2 separate regions of the Mus musculus genome follow, and region 1 is linked to region 2. A link is a loop called in an ENCODE intact Hi-C map of the cell type or tissue named here. Cell type or tissue: left cerebral cortex. All regions are shown on one strand. Links, peaks and the distances in the headings refer to the core of each region. The heading gives the core; the rest is flanking DNA. Region 1 holds the start of Ykt6 (YKT6 v-SNARE homolog (S. cerevisiae)). Region 2 holds the start of Ddx56 (DEAD box helicase 56).

Region 1 (16,264 bases), core at 4,550-12,549, 300 kb before region 2:
CAGCTTGGTAGACATTACCACCTGCTTAGTTCCCAGGTCAGTGCCTTGGTGCCTATCACACTAAGGAGCAGAGCCCTCTATATCTGAGAACCAAAAGAACAGGAAAGGCATGCTTGGCTGCCAGCCTGGAGGAAGCTTCTTGTTGCTTGTCTCTTCTTTTCCCTTTCTCTTGGTCTGAAGCCTGAACTGGAATGGCGGACCTGAACCGCACTGGCTCCACACTCTGTGTGTTTCTATTTCTATGCCTGGAAGCCTCAGACCAGGACATATCTGTTGTTGAAATTATGGGGGTTTTTTGGTTAAAGATTTATTTATTTATAATTATAAGTACACTGTCACTTTCTTCAGACATACCAGAAGAAGGCATCAGATCCCATTACAGATGGTTGTGAGCCATCATGTGGTTGCTGGGAATTGAACTCTTAACCACTGAGCCATTTCTCTCCAATCCCAATGTTTTTTTTTTAAGTATTCATTAGCATATGTAAACTGTATGCAAAATAATGGGTTTTATAATGGCATGTTCATTTAAGTATATCATCTATTTTGGCTATAAATGTGCGCGCACACACACACACACACACCCTCTCTTCCCCTAACTTGCTATTCCTCTGGATTTCTTCTTTTAAGGATTATTTGTTCAATAATTATATTACTATTGAACTGTTTCCTACCTATCAGTTGTGGAAAGTATTTTTATATTTCATCTAAAATATCTAGTAATCTTTTGTTTGCCAAGGGTGTTGTGTTTCCCAACAAGTTACAACTCAAGTTCTGCTCAAGTTACAACCTGATAAATAGTGTCTTGCATCATACAGAAGTATCTATCCACGTCGTGGATTCTAGTCTTTTCTTATCTGAGGGATTAAGTTTTTGTTGAAGAAAGCTTTTGCCACACCCAAGTTGTTAAATTAAAAATATTCCTCTACATTTTATTCTAATATTTTATTTTTTATTTTTTTTAAAAGATTTATTTATTTATTATATGTAAGTACACTGTAGCTGTCTTCAGACACTCCAGAAGAGGGCGCCAGATCTCGTTACGGATGGTTGTGAGCCACCATGTGGTTGCTGGGATTTGAACTCCAGACCTTCGGAAGAGCAGTCGGGTGCTCTTACCCACTGAGCCATCTCACCAGCCCATTTTTTATTTTTTTATAAATTAAAAGATAATTACATCACTTTCCCCTTCTCACCCCTCCTTCCAACTCCTTCCATACCTCCATGCCCACCTTGCTCCCTCTCTAACATGGGGCCTTTTCTTCTTTGTTATCATTACACACACACACACAGCTACAATCTGTTCAGTTGCGCTAGTATTACTTTGTGCATATGATTTCAGGGCTGACCATTGAGTATTTGACAACCAGTTAGGGGGCTCATAAAAGGGAGACCCAATTTCTCCTGCTCTCCAGTTCCTCTGCTGTCTGTAGTCTTTGTTTGGGGTGAGGGCCTATGAGATTGCTTTCTTCCGTGTAAGCAGGTCTACTGGTGCTGTTAATGTTCAGGGCTTGTTCAGGCAGCCATCTTGTCGCATTCTTGTGGATGAATCTTGCCTATCATTTCTAAGACACACAATCTCACTGCAGGTTTCCCCACAAACTTTTCAAAGCACCTATTTAACAAACAAACCAGTCCTTCTGTGACTATGTCTGGAGTATCTGGTATTCTGATGGCACCCCAAATGTTCTGGCTACTCTCTCCTTCCCCTTCTCCTTCTTCTCCTCCTCCTCCTAGTCCTCCTCCTTCTCTTCTTCTTCCTCCTCCTCCTCTTCTTCCTCCTCCTCCTCTTCCTCCTCCTTCTCTTCTTCTTCCTCCCCCTCTTCTTCCTCCTCCTCCTCTTCCTCCTCCTTCTCCTTCTTCTTCTTCTTTTTGGTAAGGAACAGTATTCTTCACATTTTTATCATGGCATCAAAAAATCCACAAAGTTTCGAGTCCACATCTTCAATACCAAGTTTCCACACGTCATAACGTCAACATTTCTTGTACAACATCTAGTTAGCTAACCATTCATAGCAACAGGCTCTTACATTCCATTTTATATCCCTGTACTGACTGCATCCAGTATTCATTATTAGCACCTACATGATTTGCTAATACCATGGGTTAAGAGCATTCGTATAGAATCTACCCTACTTGGCAATATTTATTAGGAGGATGAAAAGGCCATTATCATAAAGGTAGCCCAAACACCACAGTTTTTTTCTTCCACTCCTTAAAGGCAGATCGGTTTGAAAATAACATATAACCAATGTTCTCAGATGGGACCCACACGCACTAAGGCTGAGGGAAGTCCATGCAGGCTGTGGAGCAGGAGGATTGCCTGCAGGATCTCCTGCCTGCTTCTCTGTTTTCTCGGAAGCCTCCCGTCTGAACTTTCTGTGAGGTGCTGACCCGAAGCCATCAAGTACCATGGATGAGATAAGCCAGCTGCCTAAATGACCATGTATTCCCAGTTCAAGTGGCTGGCATCTGTCCAGTACAGCTTGTCCTCAGCTGGGAAAGGCTGACTCTAGGAAAAATATGGCTTCGGGAAAGCCCCACGCAGGGAAGGCAGTCTGAAAATACCTGTTTCACTGATTCCAAAAGCTCCTACATGTTCTGACATAGCCAGTGGCAGACATGAAATCTGTGGTAGGCCATGTCTATCCTTCTTGTTGCTTAGACAGTCCAGGGTAAACTGGTACACCCCAGTGAAGGGGAAACTTACTTAGTATGACCAAGGCCCTAGCACCAAAGTAGATATTCACACACCTAAAGCTTGATAACTGGTCTCATAGAAATCTGACTACCCAGGCAATCCCTTTCAATACCGTCTTGATTTCTTAGGGGCTCTGCTGTGTAGCTGGGATGAACACCTCTTGTGAGCATGGCAAAGCTTCAGAGGCAGGTAGGTGTTTGCTGTATCTACTGGGCAAAGTCATAGGACCTGGGTCTTTCATCATGGACACTGTTATTACAAATATGTTTTCAAAGAAGCTTTTTAAAAACTAGGATCTAGAGAGATGCCTTGGTGGTTAAGAGCACTAGCTGCTCTTACAGATTCTATGCTTGGTTCCCAACACCTACATGGCAGCTAATAACCATGTGGAACTCTAATTCCAGGAATCTAAGTATCTGACGCCCTCTACTGGCCTCCTCGGGTACAACGTAGAGTAACACTCATGAAAAAAAAAACCCTTAACATTTTAATTATAAATATATATATCATCTATAACATTATTACTGTGTGTTAGTGTGCATGCATGCATATGAATGAGTATTCAGGGGGCTGACGTGTATGTTATTGTGTGCATGTGTGCACGTGGGACTTGGATCTCTCCTTCCACCATTGGGGCCAGAGGATCGAACTTAGGTCATCAGGCACGGCAGCAGATGCCTTTACCCACTGAGCCATCTCTCCTGCTCTGCAAAAGGGCTTTTCTTTGACATCTCAGGACTCGGGGAGGCTGGACATAAGAGCTCCACCATCCCACACCAGTGATGCTATGCTTGTCTTGTCAATGAATTATTTTTGCAAGCTTTTCTCTCCCCATACTTTCAGGTTTCTTGAACAAGGACAGAAATTTCTGGACGCTCTCCATCTGCATCACTTAATCTTTTTTCTTTTTTTCTTTTTTTCCCCGCATTTGCTCTGTCTTTGGCATCGTGATGAATAACCTTGCTTTTGAACTTGACCGCATCTGGAATCAACTGCTGGGCAGTCCTGTGAGCGCTTTGCTTGAGCAGATTAAAGGCAGCGGGAAGACCCACCTTAACTCTGGGCAGCAAGCACCTCCTGGTGGTAATTCATATGGAAGGATGTGGAAGAAGGAAACTTGGCTTGTCGCTTGCTTGCTTTTGCCTTCCCTGGCTAGGTCACCTACCCTGCCACCGCAGTATTTCTACACCTAAACCAATTTAGGGATTCAAATGTAGGCTGAAGACCAATCTCTCTAGGAATCAACCAGACTTTCAGCACAAGATTAAGTTTGCTAAGACATCCAGTCTTGTGGTTTGCTTAAATACCAGACTCTATGCTTCTCCAGTGTGAGACAGCCACTGTTGGACTACTTACACACACAGCATCCTGAAGCCAATCTAATAAGTCCTCTCTTAATATATATGTCCTATCAATTCTGTTCCTTTAGAGAACTTTAATACATGTATAATATGTTCATATACAAGCATGTATAGAAACATATATATGTGTTCATAGATATATATAGATGTAGATATACTTACATGTAGGTATGTATGCATATGACCTCTTCGGAGTAAGTTGTATACATAGTGTTCATCTATTTATGTTACTGTGTGTTAGTGTGCATGCATGCATGCACCAGAGACTTCTCTTATAAGGTCAGGGCAGTCAGTGACTGAAAGCTGGAAATAAAGATATAGTGCTCTTATCTAATCTGTAGACCTTGCTCAGATTTTAGCCTCCCTTTAAAGCTCTGCTTCTAACAGCCTCAAGGGCACCTTCGGCCTCTCATGAGGCTTGCTTCCTCTTTCTTTCTTTCTTTCTTTCTTTCTTTCTTTCTTTCTTTCTTTCTTTCTGTCATTTAACGTAATGGTGCAAATAACCATCGTCGTCATTGTTAAACATCTGCAATGAGCAGGACTTGGAATTTGATAGTTTATCACTTTTACCAACATGTCTACAAAAAAGGTATTTTTTGAGTCCAACAGATTGGGGGGGGGGGGTAACTTTTGCGGTGCGGAAGTACTGGGACCGAATTCAGGCTGGATAACAGCTGGGGAAACGCAGGGGAAAACAATGTCATTTGAAATTGATTAACAAGCTTGGCTTGGGGAGTTCGCATATCTCTAGATGAGACTTCCTGGGACCAAGGGAGGCTGGGTAAAGTCAGAGAAAAGCAGGAAGAGGTGCCAAGAGTGGCTGTAAGGGAGTTTGATAAGCATTTTGCTGTTCACATTGGAAGCCCAAGGTCTGCTTCTTGCTATCAATTTTCTTAATCCACATCTCTTTCTGCAAGGTCACTATCCTGGTAATTTTGTACAACTTTGGATAAAGAGGCTTTCTTCAGAAATGGTTCTCCGTCTGCCGCCTGTGGAGCCATGGTGTCAGTGCAGGTGAATATAGCTGACACCTCTGGCCGCCTGGCTTGTCGAACAAGTGTGTCCAAGCTGAGTGGCCATAGCCAGTGACGTTTCTGATTTTTATTATTGCAAGAGAAAGGATGAAGGGCCTTTCTTTTAGTCGTCTGTACTTGGGACACCCAGGGAAGAGGTTGGGTAGCCTGGTGCTGTTACACATAGAATGCAACAAAAGTATAGAGTGGGGACAGCTACGGGTTGTTTTTCTAGCAGAATGGGGAAAAAAGAGCGATGGTACGGCACAGCACTCCCCACCGGCAGCCAGGGTCCGCGCGACAGCCCGGAAGGGAACCTGCGCCAAGGCACTGCCACGCAGGCGGAGACCGAGCCTCCTGGCGCCGACCCGGGCGGACGCGGGCGCGCCCCGCCGCTTAGCTACCCGTCCGCGCACGCGCGTACCCTGCCTTCGGGCCTCCGAGGAGCGGCTGGAGCAACTCGCCACCGGAACCGGAAGTGGGCCTTACTCTAGGAGGAAGAAGCCGGCCGGGCCCCGTCAGGAGGCGGCCGCCGCTGTTCTGAGGGACTGTGGCCGCGCTCCTGGGAGCGGGTCTGGGGCTCAGCCGGCGGCCCGAAGGTGCGGCGCCATGAAGCTGTACAGCCTTAGTGTCCTTTACAAAGGCGATCCGAAAGCGGTGCTGCTCAAGGCCGCGTACGACGTGTCTTCCTTTAGTTTCTTCCAGAGGTCCAGGTAAGTGGGCCGGGCCCGGGTGGCTGGACCCGGAGTCCAGGGAGTCGAGTCTCTCGAAGGGCGAGCACGGCTTTGGCCTCCCTCGGGCGGCAGGCTGTACCTGAGGAGTCGTTAGCAACCCTGGGAAAGGGCTCTGCCCTACGCGGTATTGCCCAGTTGTAGAAAGATTGGAAGGCCATTGATTACAGACGCGCTGCCAACTGTTCTGATCTGGGATCTCCGGACTCAGAAATAAGTATGTTGACTACGCCTCGCACCCTGTGATTTAACCAGTGTTTGGTGTCTTAACCTTTGTATTTCGTCGTTGCCAGTGGTTCTCACCTTCCTTGCGCTGCGACCCTTTAGTACCGTTTCTCATGTTGAGGGAACCCTCCCACCCCCAACCATAAAATTATTTTCGTGGCTACTTCATAACTGTAATTTTGCTACTGTTATGCATATGTATTTTTGGAGATTGAGGTTTGCCAAAGGGGTTGCAGCCCACAGTTTGTGAAAGTCGCTGGTCAAAGCTCTTTCCAGAAGTTCTGTATGGAGGTGTTTCTTTTATGAGTAAAATCGTTGATTCCTCAAGGATTGGGAGTCAGGGGTCAAACTCATTCTTTTTAGTGTTTGGGCCTTGATTATCAGGAAGGGTCCACACTGGTAGCTAGGCAGGAACCACTGGATTTGTATTGCTTGTAGGCATGTAAAGGATTGTGGGGTGCTTTAATTGTAAGCTGCACAGATACCCAGTCTTGTGGGAGTGACTCAGACACAAAAGGAAAAGGGCCCAACAGGGTAGGACCTGTGGTCATCTTGACTCAACGTCTGGGGAAATCTGCTTGTTCAGGTTGTGTCTCAGCTTTTGATGGTTCTAATGACTTCATATAAGTGGGATATATAGTAGTTGGCTTTTTGTGTCCCACTGATTTTACTAAGCAGAATGACCCCAAGGTTGACCTATGTTTCTGCAGATACCAAATTTTTCTCCCCTTTAAAATATATACAGTATTGAGTTTTATGTAAACACTATGTTTTGTTTATGTATCCATCCGCTGATGGACATGAGTTGCTGTGGATTATAGTTATGTGAATAGTGTTTGCCAAGGGGTTGGAAGGTAGCTTGAGTGGAGAAATAGTTCATTCAGGAGACTGCTTGCTGCATGAGGGGCCTGGGTTTGATCCCAAATACATCAAAAGGAAAAACAAACAAACCAACCAACCAACCTCTGGGTGTCCTGACACATGCTTGTACTTTCAAAGCTAGGGAAACAGAGACAAGGTGATGGGGCTCAGGGCCTGATGACTGACCCGCTGGGGATCATGGCGCCTGATGACTGACCCGCTGGGGATCATGGCGCCTGATGACTGACCCGCTGGGGATCATGGCGCCTGATGACTGACCTGCTGGGGATCATGGCGCCTGATGACTGACCCGCTGGGGATCATGGCGCCTGATGACTGACCCGCTGGGGATCATGGCGCGATGACTGGCCCCCTGCTCAAGCCTACTCTGTGAGCGCATAACCAACTTCATCCTAACAAAGGTGGATGGCTCCTGAGGAAAGACTCCCTGCGTACACATGCAGCTGCACACAGATGGCACGTGGATGCTCAGATACACAGAGACACAGCTTACAATTTGCTGTGGTGTGCACCCCTGAAGGTGGAATTGTTGAGTCATCTCTGGCTCCGTTTGCTCTTCCTGCTCCTCTCCTCTGTGTGCCCTGGCCCCTGCTCTGTGCTTGGTGTTCTTCTTCTGGGATGGAACCTGTGGTGCCAACTTGGCTCTGGATCTTTCCGTTTTTCTCTCTCTCTGTTTATATGGAGGATTCTCAGAGCTTCACAATGCTATCATCTCATTCTTTGACACCCTGATGTTATCTACTGTCAGATGACTAGCAGTGAAGCAGAGAGACACATGTTCCAGTTGAGTGAGACCCCGCAGTCTTACCTTTCATGTCACTGTGATTACTAAAGTCTCTCACAGTTAGTGCACTAGTAGTAGTCCCAATCACACGACTGTCATCTTGCTCTAGATAGCTCTTTTTTTGTTTTATTGCAAAGGCTTTCTTGAGAATTAAAAAGGAAATATTTTTGACTATTTTCATCATGTCATTCCCTCATGATAATAATAGTAGTGTATTATGTGCCAGGTAGTGTTTCAATTGCTTTGTGTATATTAACTCACTCATAACTATCGCACCAGTCTTGATTTTACTATCGAGGTCAGCACAGTAATTTGGGTGACACCTAGTAAGACTTGAAATCTCAGAGCTAGGTCTTCAGATATTGTAGTTAAGAGTACTGTAGTGCTGGACACAGTAGTGCACACCTTTAGTCCCAGCACTTGGGAGGCAGAGGCAGGTGAATCTCAGCCTGGTCTATGTGAGAGTTCTAGAACAGCCAGGGCCACATAGACCCCGTCTCAAAAAATGATCAACCTTGAACTGATGGCCTTGGCTGCCCTTGATCATGCATCTCCAGTTGAAGGTTTCTCACCTGTCCTCTGGCTGGACCATAAATTCTTTTATTCTGGTCAGATTTGTACCTCTCTTTGGGCCCATGATAAACCACTATTGCAGCTTCATATGAGTGACTCCCACTTCTACCTTGACTAGGCTTTCTTTCCATTTCCTCCACAGTGTCCAGGGCTTCAGCAGACCTGAGCTAGCTCTCACCTAGTAGGTCTGTGACATTCCCAGCCAGGATCTGTCCTGTGGCCATAGTACTAGCAGGCATGCTTCTTTCTGCCTGACAGTTTTTACCACTAGTGTTTTTCTAGAGCAGTGTATTTTATTTATCCTGGTTCTTGGAAATTCGAACAGGAGGTGCTTTCTGTTTTGACACTAGAACCCAGACATGTTAAGATTTCAATCACAGTTTTATTTTCTGTGTGCTTGTGTGTGGGTACGAGTGTATCATGAGATGCCTATGGAAGTCAGAGAACAACCTGTAGGGGTCACTTCTCTTCTTCCACCATGTGGGTTCCAGGGATCAAACTCAGGTTTCCTGGCTTGACAGAAGGTGCTTTTATCCAAAGAGCCATCTCACTGGACCCCAAATCATGTTTTGAGTGAAATGTTAAGATAGCTGTAGCCTGAAGATTTCTCAGACAACCTGGCTGGTTTGTTGTACGCAAGTGTGACATGAATGGTGTTATATACCTTCGTGTTCATTTACATTGGGTTTAATACTGTTTCTAAGGTTAAGAGGGAATGAATAAAACCAAGAGAACCTCGGAGGTCACTTTCCACTGTGTTGGGGACAGTGTGACCGAAAGAAGGTTGTAAATATGTGTTATATTTCCTAGTGTGCAGGAATTCATGACCTTTACAAGTCAACTGATTGTGGAACGCTCGGGGAAAGGCAGCAGAGCTTCTGTCAAAGAACAAGGTAAGAGGACTCCCGCCCCTCTGAGTGCTGGCCTGGCTGTCACACATGCTGCCCGTGCCGTGTGACTGCTCCCAGGCCTGTGCTCCTCTGCTACCGCATGTCCTCGCCTTGCTTCTCCTATCCATAAAGAGCACTAAACCAAATGTTGAAGTCCACACTTGCTGCACCCTGATGTGCAACTGCACTTAGACAGCTTACACTCACTGCTCGTTAGACTCTGGCTCTCCACCTGCCCCAGCCTGGCAGGCCGAATAGTGATAGGCGCTGATTCTCTGGTCCAGCAGCAGCCATCACATCCTGCGTTCCCTCCCAGAGTAGAGCCTTCAGAAGAAGGTTCTAGCTTGCACTGAGGTAATACTGTGTTCCTTAACATTTGTTTTCTTTCTTCCTTCCTTCCTTCCTTCCTTCCTTCCTTCCTTCCTTTCTTTCTTTCTCTTTCTCTCTTTCTCTCTCTCTCTCTCTCTCTCTCTCTCTCTCTCTTTCTTTCTTTCTTCCTTCCTTCCTTTCTTTCTCTCTTTCTTTTTCAGCAGGATCTTTCCTTTATTTCATAATTCAGGTTTTGGATATCAGGTTGGAGTATTTATTTCAGACTGATACACTTCACAGACAAATTTGATCTTACATGAATTTCTTGAAGCATAAACAAAGATGACCTGTCCTAATCAGTGGCCTCAGGATAGAGTTCCTGAATTGATGATAGATCACTGATCTGTATACTGGCTGTATATTCTCTGTGAAGAGTTTCTGTCCTGTGACTACCATAGAAGTGAAAAAGACTCGTGACTATCAGTGTTCTCTCCTTCCTGCTGTCTACCCTTCACAGTTTTATCCCATAAGGACCATTTCTCACCCTGGCAAGCTTCTTAGTTTCCATGGAAACTGACTCCATGTTTGGATCCTTCTTATTTGGGAATGTATATGAAATAAGATGGTAATTCCCATCCCTCTCTGTCCTTGTTGATCTCTGCTTCTCTCGGATTCCAGGGACTTACACTCTTTTCCTCTTTTGTTTTTCTTTCTGTTTAACATTGGAATCTTCTGGGTCAGCTCCATAAACAAGAGGTTGGTTTTGTAAGCTCTCATCCAAGGTTCTTCTGTTCTGGGGATGCGGTTAGCCATGTCATTTCTGAATCCTTTCAAGGGATGGAAATCAACAGTCCTGTGGATTATGATTATTTTCAGGCTTTTCTGCAAACCATCCCCTCTGTAATCATAAGGCAGCTTTAGTGCAATAACCCCAGAGACCTCATCCATGGCTATCTGGGCTTTCTCTAGACAGTTCCTCCAGCCACCCACCACAGGCTAGAGAAGGTCAAACTGTGTTGTCTTATTACAGGGGGTTGAAGCCCTAGGAAGTCATTTTCTGCTACTCAGCCACCCTGTCAAGATTATTTTAAGAAAGGAGAAGCAGCTTGTCCTGTCTGGTATTCCCTCAATTTAGGAACAGCACGGAGCCGGGGAGGGCCATAAATTGCCAAGACGTAGCCAGACCTGGCCTGGGCAGTGATCTAGACTTGCTCCTAGGGAAATTGTCTTTGGTGTGTTTTTCATCCCTGGCAGCTCATTTAGATCCTGCTACACACATACTATCAGGGGATCTAGGATATTAAATAGTCAGAGCTCCTGGGTGTGGCCCATAGAACTGTGGTAAAGAGCCTTCTCGTAGACCTCGCTCAGAGCATTTAAGATTCAGAATAGTTCAGAGTGGCTCTGTTTGAACTAGAAATCAAGAACCAGCATTATGATGCATTGGCAGGTTGACAACAGTCTGAAGCCCTCCTCTTATGTGAGATCTCTTGTCTCCGTAGAGTATCTTTGCCATGTCTACGTCCGGAGCGACAGTCTGGCAGGTGTGGTCATTGCTGACAGCGAATACCCTTCCAGAGTGGCCTTCACCTTGCTGGAGAAGGTGAGTGTTGTTGGACTAGATTGGCTGGGATGTCAGGTGTGAGACAAACTCAGGTGGGTGCAGAGTCTGAAGCACGAGGGGTGAATGTTCCAGAAGCCACGGTTTCCCCATCCCGTCTATCCAAGCCAGGAGACATTTGAAATGCTGCCTCTGTGTATTTCCTCCTTGGGGCTGACTCTGGCCTTCAGGTCACCTGTGTCCTGCTGCTGGATTAGGGCCACTGCTGCCAGCCTCTGCCTGTGTTTCTGCTGAAGGTTCCGGGTTCTCTTCCTGTTGTTCCTGCAGGCAGTCACTACAGCTTTCTCCACTGGCTTCCTGCAGTTTGTTTATTTGTTTGTTTTTGAGACAGGGTCTTACTGTGTATCCTTGTTTAGCCTGGAATTCATAATGTAGACCAGGTTGGCCTCAAACTCAGAATTTCACCTGTCTTTGTCTCCTGAGTACTGAGATTAAAGGCATGTTGCAGCACGACAATCCCTATTCACTCCATGGAGTTTAGCACCCAGTGACTTCTCACTATAAACCCTGAGACAGAAAGCACTGCCCTGTCCCTCATAGCACTGAAGCACTTTTCGGCACATCCAAAGACCCAGCCCACTTTTTCTTTTTTGGTTTTTCGAGACAGGGTTTCTCTGTGTAGCCCTGGCTGTCCAGGAACTCACTCTGTAGACCAGGCTGGCCTCAGACTCGGCCTTTATCTGCTTCTGCCTCCTGAGTGCCACCACTGCCTGGTAAGCTCACTTTCTTGAAGAGTTACTTTGGAAAACTAGAGGGCTAGTATAAAATGAGGATGCTTTTAGCATCCTCAGATGAAGTTTACCTAATACTCGGCACACTTTACATCTGCTTCTAGACTACTGAGATATATTTTAATGATAAACATTCAAAAAGAGGAACTTGAACCTAGAGAGTTCCCTTGCCATTGGATGTCTGTGTATCCTGGGGTGCCCTGGAGTCTCATGTGGGATGAGCGCTGTCGGGGAAGGTGCTTCACCGAAGGTACTAGGAAGTTGGGTGGAAGCTATGTTGCGTCTCCTTTGTTTTGCAGGTACTAGATGAATTCTCCAAGCAGGTGGATAGAATAGACTGGCCAGTAGGATCCCCGGCTACAATCCAGTACACAGGCCTGGACGATCACCTTAGTAAATACCAGGTAAAGAAACACCATCTAGAGACGTCCCAGAAGCTGTGGGACCTGGAAAAGGTCCACACCCGTGGTAGCTCAGGGCTGATGCGCAGGTGAATGGTCTGTTTGAGAACCACAGAGAAATCGTTTCAGATAACCCTAGGTTTTGAGTCCACTGTTCTGTGCCTTTTTATTGTGAGAATTGGTAGTTTCCTCAGTTCAACATTGTTTATAGGTAACTACTTCAGTCTCAACCTTGACTTTGTTTTGTTTCCTAGAACCCCCGAGAAGCTGATCCCATGAGTAAAGTGCAGGCCGAACTGGACGAGACCAAAATCATTCTGGTAAGCAGGAAGGGTGGAGGGCAAACATGACGCCAAAGCACAGGAGGATGTGCGCTGACCAAACACAGCGTCCATTCCTACGTAATGACAGTCGCAGCATGCTTCAGGAAGTGGTGGCTGCCACTCCACCAACTTTGTCACTCTCCCTGTATACCTCATCTTACTTTACAGTGCCCTCTACTTGGAGGGGACCAGGTTGGGAATCAGTGTGGTCCTAGTAAGCATTGTGCCAGTGAGCTGTACCCTAGCTTTGAGCTGACGTTTTCTGCTGTATGAATTGCCCAGTTATGTACAGGAGTAAAGGACAGTGTGGCTGACTCCTCAGTTGGTATCACTCACACCAGTGGACAGCTAGCTGCCTGGCAGTGGCTGTCTGGGAAAGGAAATGGACCGGGCAGCAGGACTGCTCCTCAGAGGGCCTCCATCTCTGTCCTCCTGTTTCCACAAGGCAGATTGTAGTGCTGACAGACTAGACCTCATCTCGAGGCTTCCTGTCACGGTGCTGTCAGTGAGCGTGTAACCTATTGTGTATTTGATATGTGTGTGTAAACTCTGAATTTGGAAGGAGTCACATTTTTAAATGACAAAAAGGAAAGTAGTTGAGATTTGCTGTTACTCATTTAATCCGAATGTCCAAGTATCTTTCCATCACATCTTTAGTATAAAAAAGTCATTAATACAGTGTTACCTTTTACAATTTTTTATTTTATATGTAAGGGTGATTTTGCCTACATGTTATATCTGAGCACTGCACAAATGCAGTGCCTTTTAATGCAGAAGGCATTGGATCTCCTGGAACTGGAGTTAGAGATGACTGTGAACTGCCATGTGGGTGCTAGAATTGAACCCAGGTCTTCTGGAAAAGCAACCAGTATGATTAGCCACTGAGCCAGCCATCTCTCCAGTCCTAATAAAGTTTTCTGCATGCTGAGCCTGAGTCTCTGAAATGTGTTATGTTTGCACTTGAAGCACATATTAGGACTTGTCTCAAGTGCTTGGTAGCTCTGTGGCTCCTGGGTCAGATGACACAGCTTTCTCACTATGCTAGTCTCCTATGGATGCTCAGACTTAATCATGAGCTGTATGACTCCAAACAACAGCCATGTGTTCCCTCGTAGGAGGCTGGGGCTTGATGTTGAAGTTTGAGCCAGACTGGTTCCTTCTTGGGGCCATGTGAATAATGTCTGTTCCAGGCCTTTCTCTGGTTTCTGGAAGTTGCTGGCAGTTCTCACTGTTTCTTAGTTTCTCCTGTGTCATCACATGGCTTCTCTGTGCCTGCATCTGTAGTTTTATGAAGATGCTGGTTATGTAACTAAGGCCACCTAACCCTGCACCACTGCTTCTTACGCGTATGACACTTGCAGAGACTTTATCTCCAAGTACAGTTTCATTCAGAGGCTCTGGATGGATGTGAATTTTAGACAGCCATTGTTATCCTGGTACGGTCACAGAGCACTCAGATATGTCTTTCTTGACACACAGAAACCTCTCTGCACATGTGTGCTTACAGTACACAAGTGCAATACAAACATGCTTTGTGTGAGCTTTCCTAGAGCAGTGCTTATCTCAGTCTGTGCTGGGAAAAATTATGGGAAAGCCACCGGGTCCTGTGCTGTTGACTTGACTGGAGTATCTTCTGGGCCTGGGTCTCAGTGCTTGTTGTGTCTGTTGGGTAGGGGCCCAGAGGAGGCACTTCTAGCCATTAAACTTCCATGAGGGCCTGCTGTCAGCAGACACTTCACTGCACAGAGCCAAGAGTTCTCCTCTCTCTCTCTCTCTCTCTCTCTCTCTCTCTTGCCTAGCACAACACCATGGAGTCTTTGTTAGAGCGAGGCGAGAAGCTTGATGACCTGGTATCCAAGTCAGAAGTGCTGGGAACACAGTCGAAAGCCTTCTATAAAACTGTGAGTAGCTCTGCCTGGCCCTCCAGGGCATCCCTGTCTACACAGCCACTGCACCTAGTTTCTCTAGCATTCTTTATGAGGGCTGGCCCTTTATTTAACCAAGATGAGATTTGGGTACTACTCCTTGGGATATGGGGACCTAAAGCAAGTGCTTCGGCTCCAGGGACGAGCGGCGTACACTGGGGCATCCTGCTGCTTGACCAAGGCTAGGCCTTGCTGGTTTCAGAGCTACCACCCACTTCCCATATTGGTTCCAGCTTTGGTCACCAGGGTTTTCCTAATTCCTCTGGTGGGAGAACATTTGGGCATAAATCCTTAAGATACCAGCAGTTCACGTCTCTGAGGTGATTCTTAGTTCTCTATACATTTTCCTTCCATTGGCAGGGTACCTCCTGCTGACTGCCTGCTTCTCTCGAGGCATTACGTAAATTTCCAGTTGTGAACATTTCTGTTGTTTTGTTTAATATGTATGGGTATTTTGCCTCATGTATGTATGTGCACCACATAAATGCTTACTGCCCACAGAGGCCAGAAGAGGACATAGAATTCCCTGAACTGGAGTTACAAGTGGTTGTGAGCTGCCGTGTGGGTGCTGAGTTTTGAACCCTGATCCTCTGGAAGAACAGCCAGTGCTCTTTTTGGGGTTTTTTGTTTTTGTTTTTGTTTTTGGTTTTTGGTTTTTGGAGACAGGGTTTCTCTGTGTAGCCATGGCTGTCCTAGAACTCACTCTGTAGACCAGGCTGGCCTTGAACTCAGAAATCCACCTGCCTCTGCCTCCCAACTGCTGGGATTAAAGGCGTGAGCCACCACTGCCTGGCATAGCCAGTGCTCTTAACTTCTGAGCCATCACCTTAGCCCCAACATTGTGTTCTTGGCCCACTGTGGGACAATAGTAGAGATAAGTCTGCCTATGCATATTTATGTTGAGTTGCAATGTTGGAGGAAGATGATCAGGTGGGGTTAGAAGGGTGGGCTTTGGCCAAAAAGCAAGAATCGGTTCAGTAGCAGCTGCTTGCTGCAGACATGCGCAGAGACCATACTTCTCTGCCAAGGCAGTGATAGCACTGCTGAAAGACTCCATCAATCCAATTTCCACGATTGCTTCTTTTGCTTATACATGGTCTGATTGTAGGAACTATATTAATTTATTGAAAATATTAGTGTGCGACAAAAACCATAAGGAGCCTATCCTGGCAGTAGAAGCAGCGTCGGGTCATGTGGGCAGCTCCCTTTGCAGCCCTGAGGGCTTCCCCTGGTTGGTGTTGCTTTCTCTGTCTGATTGCTGCGTTCCCCACACCTTCCAGCCCTCCTTGTACTCTTCAGCCTCCTCTTTTTCTTCTTTCAAGGCCCGGAAACAAAACTCTTGCTGTGCAATCATGTGACGTAGCCCACGGAGGCAGGCGCTGGATCGTCACGTCACATCAGCCCCTGGCGACAAGCAGTGTCTAGAAGAGGATCTGGAGCCAGGCAGACTGGCTGCTTTTATTTTGAAGTTCCCAAGAGGAATGGAGGGATGCTTTAAGGGTGGGAACATTGATGTTCGTATGTGTGGTTGTGACTTTGGGAAGGAATTTGAGGACCTCCAAGATGTAATGTTGGGAAAATGAAACCATAAACTCTAAGTGGCTCTTATAGGTGCTGAAGGGCTTATTCTCAGCTAACCCTGGAAGGCTCTAGGGAGGGAGTCTTTTTCCTGATCCTTGGTATGACTTAGGATTCATTTGTGCATTCACGATATTAACTCTCCATGAATGGGGTGGGGGAGGGGCTGGGGTGATAGGGCTGGGGTGGGCAGAGTCTGAACACTCCAGCATTCTA
Region 2 (16,264 bases), core at 3,123-11,122:
GCTCTTGTTGGCATCTGCCAGTGTTTGGGTTTGGTGGTTGTTTATGGGATGAATCCCCAAGTGGGGCAGTCTCTGGATGGTTGTTCCTTCAGTCTCTGCTCTAAATTTTGTCTCTGTAACTCCTTCCATGGGTATTTTGTTCCCCTTCTAATAAGGATTCGGAGCTTCTGGGCTGTGATGGTTTGTATATTCTTGGAGCAGGGAGTGGCACCATTTGGAGGTGTGGCCTTATTGGAACAGGTATGACCTGGTTGGAGTAGGTGTGTCACTGTGGGTGTGGGCATAAGAATGTAATGCCTGGTTGCTTCAGTCTTCCACTAGCAACCTTTGGATGAAGATGTAGAACTCTCAGCTCTGCCTGCACCATGCCTGCCTGGATACTGCCATGCTCACACCTTGGTGATAATGGACTGAACCTCTGAAACTACAAGCCGGCCCCAATTAAATGTTGTTTTTATACTTGCCTTGGTCATGGTGACTGTGCACAGCAGTAAAACCCTAACTAAGACATGGGCTAATATCCACTTATCAGTGAGTGCATATCAGTGTGTGTCCTTTTGTGATGGGTTATCTCACTTAGGATGATATCCTCCAGATCCATCCATTTGTCTAAGATGATGAACTCTCAATTCTGAACATCTCAATTCTGAACATGCTCCAAATGCAAGGGCATCCACATTCATTAAAGAAACTTTGCTAAAACTCAAAGCACACATTATACAATAATAGTGGGAGACTTCAACATCCCACTCTCATCAATGGACAGATCCTGGAAACAGAAACTAAACAGAGACACAGTGAAACTAACAGAAGTTATTAAACAAATGTATTTAACAGATATCTATAGAACATTTCATCCTAAAACAAAAGGATATACCTTCTTCTCAGCACCTCATGGTACCTTCTCCAAAATTGACCATATAATTGGTCACCAAATAGGCCTCAACACATACAAAAAATATTGAAATAATCCCATGTATCCTATCAGATCACCACAGACTAAGGCTGATCTTCAATAACAACATAAATAATAGAAAGCCCACATACATGTAGAAGCTGAACAACACTACTCAATGATACCTTGTTCAAAGAAGAAATAAAATTAAAGACTTTCAAGAGTTTAATGAAATGAAGACACAACATACCCAAACTTATGGGACACAATGAAAGCAGTCCTAAGAGGAAAACTCATAGCCCTGAGTGCCTCCAAAAAGAAACTGGAGCACACACTAGCAGCTTGACAGCACACCTAAAAGCTTTAGAACAAAAGGAAGCAAATTCACCCAAGAGGAGTAGACGCAAGAAATAATCAAACTCAGGACTGAAATCAACCAAGTGGAACAAAAAGAACTATACAAAGAATCAACCAAACTAGGAACTGGTTCTTTGAGAAAATCAACAAGATAGATAAACCCTTAGCCAGACTCACTAGAGGGCACAGGGACAGTATCCTAATTAATAAAATCAGAACATTATGAACTAACCAGTACCCTGGAGCTCTTGACTCTAGCTGCATATGTATCAAAAGATGGCCTAGTCGGCCATCACTGGAAAGAGAGGCCCATTGGACACGCAAACTTTATATGCCCCAGTACAGGGGAACGCCAGGGCCAAAAAGGGGGAGTGGGTGGGTAGGGGAGTAGGGGTGAGTGGGTATGGGGGACTTTTGGTATAGCATTGGAAATGTAAATGAGCTAAATACCTAATAAAAAATTAAAAAATAAAAAAAAATAAAATCAGAAATGAAAAGGGAGCTATAACAACAGAATCAGAGGGCATTTTCTTATCTAGTGATAGATATGGGAGGGCCCAGCCTACTGTGGGTGAGGCCCTGGCCAGTGGTCCTGGGTGCTCTAAGAAAGCAGTTTGAGCAATGCATAGGGACAAGCTAGTAAGCAGCAGCCTCCACAGCCTCTGCATCAGCTCCTGCACTCGGGTTCCTGTCCTCACTGCTTTTGATGATGAACTTTATAAGGAACTATGAACAAAAGAAACCCTTTCCTCAGTAAGTTGCTTTGGTTATGATGCCTCCTCGCAGCAATGGTAACCACTCTCCACCGCCAGCCCCCTGTGACAGATGGCCCTGCCCCTTGCCAGCTGCAACACTCAGGAGAGCAGGCTCAGGGTCTTGCCTGGGCAGCACAGTGGAGCTGGCCCTGAAGGGGAAGGCATGTGGGGGTTGGGGCGTGAACCAGCCCCAGAGTGGTAGAGTTGGCCTAACCCCTCACAGGTTGCACCTTAGAAAGGAAGGGCTAAGTCTTGACTGGGCAGCACAGTGGAGCTGGCTCGAAGGTCACGAGAGCAGGAGAGCTGACCCTGCCTCCTACTGATGATGGCACTGGGCAGCCTAGCTGGAGCAGAGCCAGAGAGCTCACCCTGATGGTGTGGATAAGGGAGAGCCAGCTCAGGACCATGCAGATCCCGGGCCCACCTCAAAAATCTACATCATTTGTGAACTGCCAGGGCTCATAAAATGGCCAGCCCTGCTGACCCAGAGCTGCAGGATCTCCATGACACACAGGCTAACTGGAAGGACTCAGTAAAGTGTCACAGAAGGTAGAGGCCTTAAACCAGACCAGACCATTGCAGACGTGTGGACAGGGGTAAACCGTGGGACGCACTGTGACATTACAGCTCCCTCAATGTTTTCTATGCTTTGTTTCTTTTTTTTTGGGGGGGGGGGGACGACGAGGCTGCAAGGGTCGGGGTGACAAGGAGATGGGTGGGACTGGGGTACATGATGAGAAACTTACGAAGAATCAATAGCAAGCTTAAGGGTAGTAAGCTCTGCATACTCTCCCTACTTAGACTCAGAAAACAGGGAACATTTTCTCCACAGCCTAAGTTATCTCATCCCAAAGTGTAGGCCTGAGTAACGGCAGGTCCCAGAACAGTCGCCAGCTACTGCAGTAACAACCCACACAGCTAGCCCTGTACTGCTGACCAGGCCAGGCTCCAAACCTGACCTCGCCCCACCTGCTGTGTGACCCCATCTTTACTGGATTGCTTTTGAATTTATTTATGGGGTATGGGAGCACAAAAGCCATTGCAAATATGTGGTCAGAGAACTTGTGAGAATCTCTTCTTTCCTCCCACCATGAGGGTCCTAAGAACTGGCCTTGGTTCACACACCTTACAGGCAAACACCTTTACCTGCTGAGCCCCACTGAACTACCCTAACAACTAGGTGGTTTGGGGCACATGTCCTCACCATGGTAAGGAAAGTGACAGAATCAGACAGTACCACAGGAACAGCAGGCATGGACCAACATCCACCTCAGTCCACCGAACTGTCCAGGGCTGTCAGCAAAGCAGGGCGGCAAAGGCCAGGAATTGCTGTTTTTGCATATGCTGATGCATGCTGTTCTGCATGCAGAGGTCACAGTGGGTCTTCTCTGTTGCTCTCCATCTTAGTTTTTAGGATCCAGTCTTTCCCTGAACCTAGAGCATCCTGTTTTGTCTACACTGCCTAGCCAGCAAGCCCTTTTGCACTCCCTCCCTGCCTAAAGGCACACAACGGTGTTGGAGATGCAGACTGCCACTCTGTCTTTCCATGGGTGCTGAGGAAGCACACCCAGGCCCTCACTACTTGCACAGCAAACACTTATCTACAAACCATCTTCCTGGCCCCCAGGGCTACTCTTCATCTTTTTCTCACTACAACTGAGCACAGGATAGCATGACACTGTGGGCTTCGAGGCTCTGGAATACATCTACCACTGACAATCCCCGTCTTCCCAGGCTACATACTCCAGCGTCCTGGAGACCCTTGGAGTTAAGACACAGAAACCCCAAGCCTCACCCTGTCCCTCCAGCCACACCCCCTGACTAGAACCAAAGCTGAACTTCAGGCTTGACTTCTCTTCTACCCCAGCCTGGCCTTCCGATGCCTGATAAGCAAGTGACAAGCAGCCAGGCAGAGAGTAACTGGTATACAGGACAGGTAGGAGGATGCTGAGGGAGGATGCAGAGCATCACCTCCTCTGAAGCCCCCTGCAGCCAGTGCTCAGGTTGGGACATGGAGGAGGGGTCTTGTAGGTGTGCATTCCGTATATTACCACTTGTGCTTCTGAAACAAACACACAGACTGTCACAATCTTTCATCCAAAAAGGGACGCTAGTTGCCTTGGCTCCCAGGGCTTAGTGATGTTTTCCTCTGAATGTGAACATGCGTATGCTGGGGAGATCCAGGGGCTTATGGTCAGGAATGCCCTGACTTAGAAGAACACAAGCTCTTCGGTCTGCTGATCTGGGGTGGTAGAACTGCAGGAACTACAGACAGGGCTCTGGGTCAGTCACAGCCCAACACTGGACCGGCAGAACCAGGACACCTGGCCTTGGCTTGCCAACTGAGGCAGGCAGCAGCAGAGCCAGACAACACCACCTTTTCTGTCAACTCCGGAGATTTGGGAAAGCAATCTTTTCCCACATTCCAGAGGGTCACAGCCCGGGGCAGCTGGAATCTTTATTCTGCTAATGGACAAAATGGCAGCCCAGTAGTACCAAGGAGATGGGGTGTCCAAAGCTGCTTCCTCAAAGTACAGTCTGTCCACACACTGAGCACCAGAATGTGCCCACAAACAGAGCAGAAAGCCCACTCCATCCAGGCCAGGATGCCCAATTCAGTGTCCTCAGGCTCAGGCAACCTCAAGAAGGCTTTGCTGCGGGCTTAGGTTTCTTTCCCCTGTGCTTAAAGTCACGCAGTGGGTTCTGGGCCTTCACCTTCTACAAGAGCAGAAGTCGAAAGTTAGTTTGATGAATCAGTCAGATGGTCCCAACAGACATGAGCAGTGCTGACACCTGACCAAATCCCTGTGCCACAAGCCAGAAACTGCTAGCTGCTGCAGACGTGAGGGAGGCTACTGTGGGCAGACACAGGGCCTTCAGGCAGCTGTGCGAATACCACAAACCCACCCCCATTCCTGGGAGTCCCATCCCTCCCTCAGCTGCTGAAGATGCAGGGCATGGTGGGAAGGAGCACTGCTTCTGTGCCAGGCATCGTGGGAGACGTACCTTAGCCTTCCTAGAGAAGGGCACCTTTCTCCGTTTCTTTCGAGGATGTACAAGGCCACGAAGAGCAGCAGGAACTGGAAGAGATGCTGGGCCTCAGGGATGGCCTCACCCCTACTTCAGCTACACAGTTCTCTCTATAGCGTGAGACCTGGCTTTCAGTGCTGGCCACTCCCTTCTCAGCATTACTCTGTACACTTACAGCACAGACTCCAATTCAGTCTAGCAGTGGTGGTGCACACATTTAATCCCAGTAATCAGGAGGCAGAGGCAGGAGGGTTTGAGTTCAAGGCCAGCCTGGTCAATAGAGTGAGTTCCAGAACTGCCAGGGCTAAACAGAGAAACCCTGTCTCAAAAAAACATAAAGTGGCACAGTGGTTAAGAGCAATGACTGCTCTTCTGAAGATCCCGAATTCAAATCCCAGCAACCACATGGTGGCTCACAACCATCTGTAATGGGATCTGGTGCCCTCTTCTGGTGTGTCTCAAGACAGCTACAGTGTATTACATATAATAAATAATCTTAAAAAACAAAGCAACAACAAAAACCCATAAAGTGGGGCCGGGGGAGGGGGCTGAAGGGAAGAGTATCCAATACTCAATTACTTGTTATATGTGCGCAAACAGAAGATTAAAGTTAGTTCCATAGGCTCCCACTGTCTAAATCATGTCTGTAGTGATTACATTTAATGCAAAGCACACATAACAAGAGAAGCTATGGCATATTCATAGCAGAGTGTGTACACGGCACAGAGAAAGGGAGGGAGGGAGGGAAGAAACGCCTACAAGGGTGAGGCATTTAAAAAGAGAGAAGTCAGAGGGTGGGTTCTCTTTGTGCTGCTCCTGAACTGCAAATTCTCTAGTCCCTATTACTGCTCCTCCCGTTCCCTCTGTATTCCACCCCAACTTCACAAGATCTTGGGCCTAGCCTCAGAGCAGGCACCTCAACAGGATAGGCCACATCTAACATGTCAGACCTTCCCGGATCTTGCAAACTTCCTGGCTCACTCTTAGTGAGTGACTTTGCTCTTAGTAGGTGCTTTAGGCCAAAGGGAGCCTCCTAGCATTTCTGACACAGACCAAGGGTGGGGTCATCTCCAGCTCACTATCCCTTAGAAGCCTGCCTGCAGCCCTAGGTCTGGTGTCATCTTTCCTGGGCCCTTTCACACTCAAACCTTGTCGGCCCTGGTATGTCTCTCCCATACCTTCCTGTCACCTGTTTTGTTTTGTTTTGGTTTTTTGAGACAGGGTTTTTCTACATAGCCCTTGTGGCTGTAGAACTCCATCTGTAGACCAGGCTGGCCTCAAACTCACAAAGATCTGCCCGTCTCTGCCTCCTGGGTGTTAGCATTAAAGGCGTGTACCACAACTGCCCAGCCCTTCTGTCACTTCCAAAGCAGCAACATCACATTAGCAAACTGACTCCATTACAGGCAGGTAGGATCAGGAATGATGGAGAGCCTACGCTAACTGGCCGGCCACCGTCTTATCAACTCTTCTTTGTTTATTGTAAGCATGGAAGGCAGGGATACTCACTGCCAAAAATACCCCACACTACACATCCAAAGGGAAAGCCCAGAGCCTTCCTGAGTTGTGAAGGACCAGCTAGCTTGAACAGATACCTTCCCTCCCTCAGCACCGTGTGCCCCCCTCATCTGCCCCTACCCTCAAACCACAGTGGTTTCAGCTTGGTGCCTGCCAATCTAGAGTATTCCCCAGCACAAGGTCCTGAGTCAGGACTCTCCCTCAAATGTGCTCAGCATCCTGAGAACACGGGAAGCCAGTCACTGGCTCATTTTCCTACTCAACCAAACCCTGGAATATGCCACCAACTCTGCACAACCAGTTTCCTCATCTCCACAATGCAACCCAGTTATGATGAGATAGACGGGTGGAACACAGCTGCACGAGCTGGTACATGGAGCATGGTTGCTCGTGCTCACGTACTCTGAACTGCCTGGTCTCTAGTGCCCTCACACACAAGCTGTCCCAGCACCAAGCACAGGAGCTGGTGGAAGATGGCCAAGAGCGAGGCTCTGTCCTCCAGACTTCTGACCCTCAGCCACACTCACCCAAATAGTCAGGGACATGGCCCAAATGAGGCTTCACCACTGCCGGGTGCAAGGGCAGATCATGGCGAAGTAGCTGAAGGTCTCTGGGGTTGTCTTCAAAGTATGTCTAACGGACAGAGAGCACAAGATTTAAAATGCACAAAAAGCGTCACAGTGAAGTGAAGTTTGCCTACCACTTTGTTCTTCATCCTCCTTGACAGCAACTGCCTAGGACGAACCAGGACAAGCTTCTCATGGCTTGCACAGTTGCCCTCTGCTGGCCAAGCAAGGCACTGCATGCTGTAGCATATCCAGACAATGCTACCTCCAGGAAATCTGTCTACTCTGGAGGTCCCTTCTCACACACCAGAGTTTCACAATGTGGGGCAGCTAGAGCCTTTATTCACGCACTGATGCTAGACTAGAGTCTCCAAAATGGGTACAAGGATATACCCTGTACAAGGACATGTCTGTTTACTTCTCTAAGACACAAACATAGGCACTCTGAATCACTTAAGCTTAGTTATCTTCTTACAGACTGTTCTTCATCAACACCAACAGCCTCTCCACACTCTTCCATGTCTTTGTAACAGCTAGGTATGGCTTGTACATTCTAAGAACCCTAGTATGGACCTTACAGGGCTTCCAAATAATGTTGTAATGATTCTAATAGTATTCCCAATAATGTTGTTCACACATACACTATGTATGCTCATTTATAATTAACCGAGTGCACACTGTGAAGTGTGTCTACCACCCTCCCAGCAGGACAGCTGTCTTTCAACTGGTTTCCTACCTCTCCCTGCCAAAGGCCAGCAAACCATTCAGCTGTCCGCTCTCACCTTGAGCTCCAAGCCCTCACCTTGAGCTTCTCTGAGTGCAGAAGCTCCTCCTTGATCTCCTTCAGTCTCGCCTCTCGAATGGCCTGCTTGGTCACTGAGCGCATGGCATCCTGTGGGTAGACCAGGGGTGAGACGGCCTTAGACCCGCGTGTTCATCGATGGGGTATAATCCCTGGGTCACAGCTCACTCCACAACATCCCTCCTCCCCACCTTTGTCAAGCTTACCCTGCAGCGATAACGAAAGCTTTCAATCTCCTCCATCTGGAACTGGTATGGAAGCAGGATGGGGGCCTCGCCCTCTGGGGAGAAGGCAGTTGTGAAGGTTGAGGGCAGGGCCCATGTAAGGCCTTCCCCTGGTAGCCTCCTGCTCCTCTTCTCTGAAATGAGGCTGTACCATGAGACTCAGCATCACTGTCTTTGAGTCTAAAAGCAGCTCCCAAAACACTTAGGTTAGGGGTGTGTGCTTCAGCCCGGTGTGCCTGTCATCAGCCTCAGGCTCACAACCCACCACCCACAAGACTCCTCATGATGATGGCTGCTGCCTGCAACAGGGCACACGTCACCCACTCAAAGCAACTGAGTCCAGACAGAGCAGAGTATTTAATTAACTCCTGACTATGAAGCAGTCAGTGAACATGGCAGAGTATTACTTTAGTCACTATATGAAAGGACATAGTGTCTGTCATCGGGGAAAGATGATAATGGACAGTGGTAGAAGTCTGCTATCACTCCAGGTTTCTCAGCATTTTACACAGAGCCTCATTATATAACCCAGGGTGGCCTCCAACTAGCTATGTAGCCTGGGCTGACCTAGAACTCTCTTCCCACCTCAGGCTCCAGTGCTGGGAGCCTGCTATATATAAGGCTTCCTCCTCTCATTTGTCTTGGATTTAGAAAAAGATTTATTTATTTTACTTTTTTTGTGTTTTGCCTGTATGCACATATGTATACTGCCTACATGCCTGGTGCCTGCAGATGCCAAGAGGGTGCTAGAGTTACAGATGTCTGTGAACTGTCAAACAGGTGCTAGGAACTAAACCTGGGTCCTCTAAAAGAGCAGCAAGTGGGGCTGGAGAGACAGCTCAGAGGTTAAGACTGCTCTTCCAGAGGTCCTGAGTTCAATTCCCAGTACCCACATGGTGGCTCACAACCATCTGTAATGGGATCCAGTGCCCTCTTCTGGTGTGTCTGAAGACAGCTTCAGTGTACTCACATACATACATACATACATACATACATCTTAAAAACAGGAAAGAGCAGCAAGTGTTCAGCCACAGATCAACCTCTCAAGCCCCATTCTTTGATTTAAAAATAGAAAAAAAAAAAAAAAGTTCTTACTATGTATCCCAGCCTAGCCTCAAACTGTCAGTCAGCCATCCTGTCTCACCCCTGTGCTCTGCAATGAAAGATGTGCAGTACCATACTAGACACTGGAGTTGCTCGCCAGGTGAGCTGGGAGAAGCCCGGCTCCTAGACTCGCAGTCATACCACGGGCTCTTACCTCCACTCAGAAGGTCCTCAATCTTTCCCAAGAAAGGCTGTTCCGCGGGCAACACAAAGGTCAGAACTATGCCTGGGTTGTTGGCTCGAGCTGTCCTGCAGAGGGAGAAGATCAAGCGTGTACCACTAGCCCACAGGATCTGTCCTTCCGCACGCCCCAGCTCACCCCACGCCCCATCCTCCTACCTGCCAGCTCGATGGACATAAGCCTCTGCGGTGGGAGGAAGGTCAAAATTGAGGACCGCAGACACGTGGTGGAAGTCTATGCCCCGAGCCACACCTGACTCTGGATCAGAGGCCCTGAGAAAATAACCTGGTATCAGACAGATACTCACCCTCTGGGAATGTGTTCTCACATATATCTCTAAGCCATCTCTCCTCTAAGCAAAGCTGAAAGACCTCCAAACATTAGAATCACTCCAGGAGCTGGGGTGTTGGAGGGTGGACCGGAGTTCTGACATGCAGGCAAACCTGTGCCCTGACCTTAGCCCTGGGCAATAGCAGAACATACTGACCCATAAACCGCCTCTGGGACCCTGACACTCTGTGCTGCACATGTGGGCATCACCCTCTACTCTATGTCTGCCCAGGAAGCTAAGCAAGGGCCCGTGGGACTGCCAGGTATAACCACCGAGAATGTCTGACAACTCACTCACTCTATGCACTTTGGCTCAGTCTTACAGAGGCTGAAAACAGTCCTCTCGGAGGAATGATGAAAAAAGAGAACCGTGGACTCACTTGTTTCCTTTGGACCCGCGGCCTCGACGTTTGCCTTTGACTTGGGGTCCCAAGATTTCAGCATCTGTCGCTATGACGCAATCATACAAGCCTTGGTTGAACTGTGAGATGATGTGGCACCTGCAATCCAAGGGGATGACCAGCCTGACCCTAACCATCCTCCTTCCCTCTCTCTTTACCTCCTTTATTATCCTCAGATCCGCACCTCAGCCTCCTCAGCTGAAAACTACAGCACTGACCTGGAGAGATGGCTCAAGGACTAAACGCTCGGCTGCTCTCCAGAGGACCCAGGTCCTAGTCCCAGCACCCACATGGCAACTAATACTCCGTAAATCCAATGTCAGGGGATCCAACACCCTTTATGGCCTCCCTATGCATCAGCTACGCACGTAGGACACATAAACCACACAGGCAATAAAACACCTACACTCGTAATTTTCCTTCCTTCCTTCCTTCCTTTCTTCCTTAATGGAGCAGCAGCTAATTATTTCAGAGTTGTCATCATACTGAGAGGCTAGCTCCTAGCAAGTGGTTACAGAACAGAAAAGGGATCTAGGTGTATAACTGAGTGGTTGAGTGCTTACTTAGCAAGAACAAGGCTCTGGGCTCAATCCCTCACACTGCAAAGAGGCGGGAGGAGAAGAAATAAGACCAGCTGTGTGAGGCAGCCCACAAATTTAATCTCAGCACTTAGAAATCTGAGGACTGCTCTAAATTCAAGGCTAACTTGGACTACAAATACAGCATAACCCATCTCGTAAAAGGGGAAAGAACCAACTGGGTTCTCCTTCCATGTTTCTTCTCAGCTTATCTTTATCAAGACAGACACAGCGGACCTGGAGCGCAGTGGGAGTTCTCCGTTGAGCACGCAGGAAGGAATGCTGAACTGTTCCAGGAAAAGACGGAGCCGGTAACCCCTCTCTAGAGTGTTGACAAAGAGCAAGGCTTTGCCCCGAATCAGTGACAGCTTGAGCAGGGCATACAGCAGCAAGAACTTGTCCTCTTCTGTCTCACAGACCACCTGAAATTGCTGGAGCTGGTCTGGCCCCGGCAGCTGGGACTCCTGTAACTTGAGGGTAACCTAGGAAGAGGACAGACCTGTGATCAGGAAAGAGAAGTGGTTCTGTGGACACTGCCTCACTAACCAAAGCAACTACATTAGTGCAGGATAGAACATGTCTTTAAGGGTTTTTGGTGTGTGAGCCACTGCCCCATCCCCCACCCCACCTCAGGGCTGTAACCTAAGAACTCAAAAGTACCCTAACTATTGTGGTATTAGAAACAAACTATACATACAGCATCAGTGTACAGCACAAAGACAAACATTGGGAGTAGACAGGATACAGAATAGAAGCCTGCACAATGGCTGGAAGTAGAAGACTGAAATGTACACAAGGGGAACTCTGGTCTTAGAATTTGGCTCCCTTTGGAAACGTGACCCCAAGTGACTTCCAAGCAAAGCACAGTTTGGACTAGGGAAAGCTATAAATATATAATGACTTCAAGTGACTTCCTTTCAGTGATTAAGAATTAGGAAAGACATACCTAACAAAAATAGTCCCCCCGCAAGCGCCAGAAGTTTCCTGAGAAGGATCAACAAGTTCAGAGACTTGGGTCTCAGTCCCAGATGCTCCACTTACCGGGTTATGCAGTACCAGCTCCTTCAGAGTTTGTACATCCTCATTGAAAGTGGCCGACATGAGAAAAGCCTGGTAAATCCGAGGCAAGTGACTGAAAGAAAGAACAGGGCTTGATCAGGCTCCAGCCCACCCATTCCACTCCAGTCCCAAGTCCAGACCCTTGCAGGTCTAGGAGCCACTTCTGTTTCTTCCTTACCAGAGAAGACTCTTGAGTTCATCCTCAAAGCCAAAGGAAAAAAGAAGGTCAGCTTCATCTACCACCAGCAGCTCTAGGGAGTCCCGGAGTTTCAAGGTGTTCTGCTGCAAGTGGCTTAACACTCGGGATGGGGTTCCCACCACCACATCTGGCTTCTCCATCAACACAGCTCTGCAGGTGGCAAGGATTTAGCAGCCAGACCCTCGCCCTGGCAGACCTGCCCAGGCTAGCCACTCACACCACCAAGGGCACACACTTGCAAAGCGTTCTCCCTTTGGAGGCCTGCAGGTTTCACCCACCTCTGAGAAGCTGAGTCTTCTGCAGCTGAGACGTTAGCCACTCGCACATCCCGAGCACAGTAGGCAGCCAGTTGCTGGATCATGGCCTGGGCCTGCCGTGCCAGCTCCTTGGTAGGAACAAGAACAAGGCCTCTCACAGCCTGCTCCATTACAGGACCTGTCTGTAAGAACACCAATTCAAGACCGTTCAAAGTACTGGGTCCGCCCAAACAGTCAGAACCATGTACTGCAACACAACCACCTAGCTGTGTCCTGATAAACTCTTAATTCTGCCCACCTCACAGCACAGGGGGCAGAGCTTTCCCAGGCACTCAAATTTAGAACTTGCTGAAATCACTTAACGTACTACGGAGCTGATGAGTCCCCCTCTAGATAAAAGGTTACTCAAAATTACAACAGGATGGCGGTCGTGGCACCAAGGCCCGGGTTGAGAGCCAAGTAACCTGAACTCCAGCTCAGAGATTAAGCTGCAAATTGACCAAGTTCTCTATGGGCCGCCTAACACTGACACAGGACCTATAGGAGGAACCTTGGCACAGTCGGGCACTTCATTCCCTATTCTTTTGGAGCGTCCTGCCTCATACTCACTGCTCCTCTCGCTACCCACCGCCTTCTTGTGGAGAAGCGACTGAAGCATCGGAATAGCATAAGCTGCGGTCTTCCCGGAGCCTGTGCGGGCGCGGGCCAGGAGGTCCTTCCCCTCCAGCGCCAGAGGAATGGCCTTTTCCTGGATCAACGTAGGTCGCGACCAGCCCAAATCGGTGACAGCCTAAGAAGGAAGAGGACGCAGCTCAAGCGGCGTGGAGTACAGCGGCACACCGGGTAGCAGCTCCACAGCCTACCCCATACCTGCAGGAGCCGGGGATCCAGGCCCATGTGTTCAAAACCCAGCGCTTCTTGGTCCTCCATGGCGTGACTCCACGCTGTCAGTGCGCACGCGTAGGGCGGGACAAACCAACAACTAATCAGCTCTGGAAGGTACGTCACTTCCTGGAAGTACTTTCTCCTGGGTGTCCGACGTTGCTACCAATTTGTGCTGGCTCTGCGCAGGAGCGTTCCGCAATGCTGTCCCTTGAACGCCCTCCGAATTGTGGATGCCTCTTCTCTGGCGCCTCAGCCTTCCCTGACCCACAGAGTGACGTGGGCAGGGCTTTGCTAGGTTATGGTTGGGATCGACCGCGTTTTGGCTAAAGGGAGGCAGCCGCCACTTAGGCACATGCGCAAAGGAATTAGGGTTCTGTGGGTAACCAGAGGCAAATCTCACTGGGCAGAAATCGCGGCACAAGTTGCTAACCTAAGATAAATGTTAAATCAGGCCTTCAGCTACTATGAAGATTTTCACAAATACTGCCAACACGCGGTGCAATCCTTAACAGCTCTTAGAAGAAGAGCCAAGTTGACTCGAACCCTTCCTGGGACCATCTTTCCCAGAAAACGAAAATCAGACTTTGTTACACATGTTAATAAGGCCCATTCTTTGAGAATTCCTTACCAGGGAATGTCCTTAGGACTTTTTCTTCTGTTTTTGTTTTTTTTTTGTTTTTTTTTTTTTGTTTGTTTGTTTGTTTTTTTCAAGACAGGGTTTCTCTGTGTGGCCCTGGCTGTCCTGGAACTCACTCTGTAGACCAGGCTGGCTTCAAACTCAGAAATCCGCCTGCCTCTGCCTCCCAAATGCTGAGATTAAAGGCATGTGCCATCACTGCCTGGGGAAGATTGATTGATTGGTTTTTTTGAGACATGGCCTCATTATGTAGTGGCTGGCCTGGAACTTGGTAGGTAGACCAGACTGGTTTGACTCAGCCTCCCTAGTGCTGGAATTAAAGGCATGCACTACCACCCTTCCTTGGGACCTCTTAAAACACCTAAAGCCAAAAAAGTGTCAGTTGACCTTAGGCCCATTTCTTCTGGGCGCTGTAACTATTGTTAGGGCAATAACAGAAAAGAGATTGGTGGGGACTAAAAACATTTACCAACAGGGTCTTATAGTGACCACCTATTAAGAAAGGGAAAGCCCTCCTGATAACAGGAGGGGCTGAGCTGAAGGAAAAGACCAATAAAAGGGGTCATTAAGTGGGCAACAGGATCAATGTAGAGCACTTCCCTAGCGTGCATGATGCCTTAGAGTCTCAATCAGCAGCAAAGGAGAGGAAAAGGGGGAGACTTAAGGTGGGGCTAGAAGCCTAACTGCAAAACGCTGGACTCTGGCACCTGTGACTGCAGTGAGCTCAAACTGATGATCTAGATCAGTGCTTCTCAACCTTCCCAATGCTGCTACCCTTTAATACAGTTCCTCACGTTGAAGTGACCCCCATCCAGAACATCATTTTTACTATTTCACAACTGTAATTTTGCTACTCTTATGAATCATGATGTAAATGTGTCTTTTCTGCTGGTCTTAGGTGGACCCTGTGAATGGGTTATTTGACCCCTAAAGGGGTCATGGCCTACAAGTTGAGAATGACTGATCTAGACTAACTCCCTACTTTAAAGTTATCTGGTCAGCAATCTTGGCCATGCTGAATGGCATTCACAAGTTTCAGGAGTTAGGATGGAAATACCTTTGAGGCAGTCATTTTCCTACCTACCATATCCCTCACATACACGACTGAATCTGGCCATAACTGAATGCTGCCAGAAATCTGTTTGTTTCCAAGGTGGGGATAGGGGGTGTGGTGGAAAGGAATCAACAGGAAAGAAACTTGCTTGTTCAGAGCTTGGTGCTCCAATGTGTTTATTGTGGACAAACCCATCGATGCCTGGCCTGGCCTTTTCTAGCCTCTCGCTCTCTCAGGTCCAGTCTACTTTGCTGGCTACAATTCTTGAGACATCAGAGCAGAAAAGTTGCCTCATGTTGCCGGGCAGTCGTGGCACACACCTTTAATCCCAGCACTTGGGAGGCAGAGGCAGGCGGATTTCTGAGTTCGAGGCCAGCCTGGTCTACAGAGTGAGTTCCTGGGCTACACAGAGAAACCCTATCTCAAAAAAAAAAAAACAAAACCTCATGTTGATCTACACATCTAAGTCATCCAAAGGACACTTTATTTCTGGGCATCTTACCACACAATAAAACCCCAACACTCGAAGATCAGAGCCAGGAGGACCCTGACTTAAAGACCAACACAAGCTCCACCTCGGGACTCTCAAAAACAATAGCCGGGCGCGATGGCACACGCCTTTAATCCCAGCACTCTAGAGGCAGAGGCAGGTGGATTTCTGTGAGTTCAAGGCCAGCCTGGTTTACACCAAAGCTATAATAAATACCTTGTCTCAATCACCTAAAAACAAAATAATTCTGACATCTAACTTCTAATACTAACTCTAACCTGAAGAAAACTACAAAGGTATTTTAAGTACCTGAGGAAGTTTTCTGGTGGTTAAGTGGCCATCCAGAATAAAAATAGGAGGGATATATAGAATCTTTTGTTCACTTTTTTGCCTTCCTCTTTACAAACTTAAAAAAAAAAAATTGCATATACTCCAAGTGTAAAATATGTTTGCATATATGGTAGAGTACCTACACACAAAAAAATTTTTAAAAAAAACAAAGGGAGAATTTAGTTCTATTAAGTCAGAAAAAGAAATTTAATAAATATTCCAAATAAATATATAATAAAATTATGAAATAAAATATCAAGAAGAGGCAACTAATTGCATGAGGCTCGTACAGAAGAGGGTGACTGAAGCTCAGTCAGAGCGGTTTACTGTTCAGGAGCCAACACTAACCTGTTGTTGTTAGTTCTTTGCAGTATTTTACCGATGAGGGTGACTTAGCACGAATGCCCACTGAAGTCCACTCCAGGTTTTCTCCAAAGGTAAGCAGTCGAGGCGGCAACCTTCTTTCCCCCACCCCACAACCTTTTTTTTGGCCTCACCTCTACCCACAATCTATTATTTCACATCAAACACAGTTAACTATGTTTTATTTCATTGGGAAAAAATTTGCATAAAGAACCAAACTCTGGTTCCCTTGAAGAAAATATTTATCAG

Evidence for each region. Hi-C counts contacts between places; a loop is a spot of excess contacts. Peaks named below come from ENCODE experiments on the same cell type or tissue, not always from the same donor. Only the 100,000 strongest peaks of a DNase experiment are listed, where the experiment ranks them.
Region 1: a loop joins it to region 2, with 2.3 times the contacts of the local background. A loop is called at or near these places in 3 of 42 quality-filtered maps.

The regions. Positions count from the first base shown.
Region 1 is chr11:5,950,217-5,966,480 of GRCm38, forward strand. It overlaps Ykt6 (YKT6 v-SNARE homolog (S. cerevisiae)), which reads left to right and starts at 5,542. Exons shown (of 7, transcript NM_019661.4): 1 at 5,542-5,788; 2 at 9,081-9,163; 3 at 10,972-11,072; 4 at 12,121-12,225; 5 at 12,477-12,542; 6 at 14,345-14,446; 7 at 15,793-16,264. The coding sequence starts at 5,685. The coding sequence ends at 15,828. In left cerebral cortex, for the core only: CTCF peaks have their summits at 5,057 and 8,721; DNase peaks (open chromatin) are centred at 5,120, 5,509, 9,257, 10,024 and 2 more places; H3K4me3 peaks cover 1,978 bases; H3K27ac peaks cover 4,106 bases.
Region 2 is chr11:6,254,534-6,270,797 of GRCm38, forward strand. It overlaps Ddx56 (DEAD box helicase 56), which reads right to left and starts at 13,196. Exons shown (of 14, transcript NM_026538.3): 1 at 13,127-13,196; 2 at 12,885-13,046; 3 at 12,278-12,438; 4 at 11,979-12,149; 5 at 11,783-11,873; 6 at 10,979-11,223; 7 at 10,143-10,262; 8 at 9,591-9,704; 9 at 9,406-9,500; 10 at 8,130-8,203; 11 at 7,924-8,013; 12 at 7,083-7,188; 13 at 5,014-5,087; 14 at 3,012-4,725. The coding sequence starts at 13,186. The coding sequence ends at 4,648. Tmed4 (transmembrane p24 trafficking protein 4) reads right to left here. Exons shown (of 5, transcript NM_134020.1): 5 at 16,181-16,264. In left cerebral cortex, for the core only: CTCF peaks have their summits at 5,489 (motif pointing left) and 7,350 (motif pointing left); a DNase peak (open chromatin) is centred at 7,341.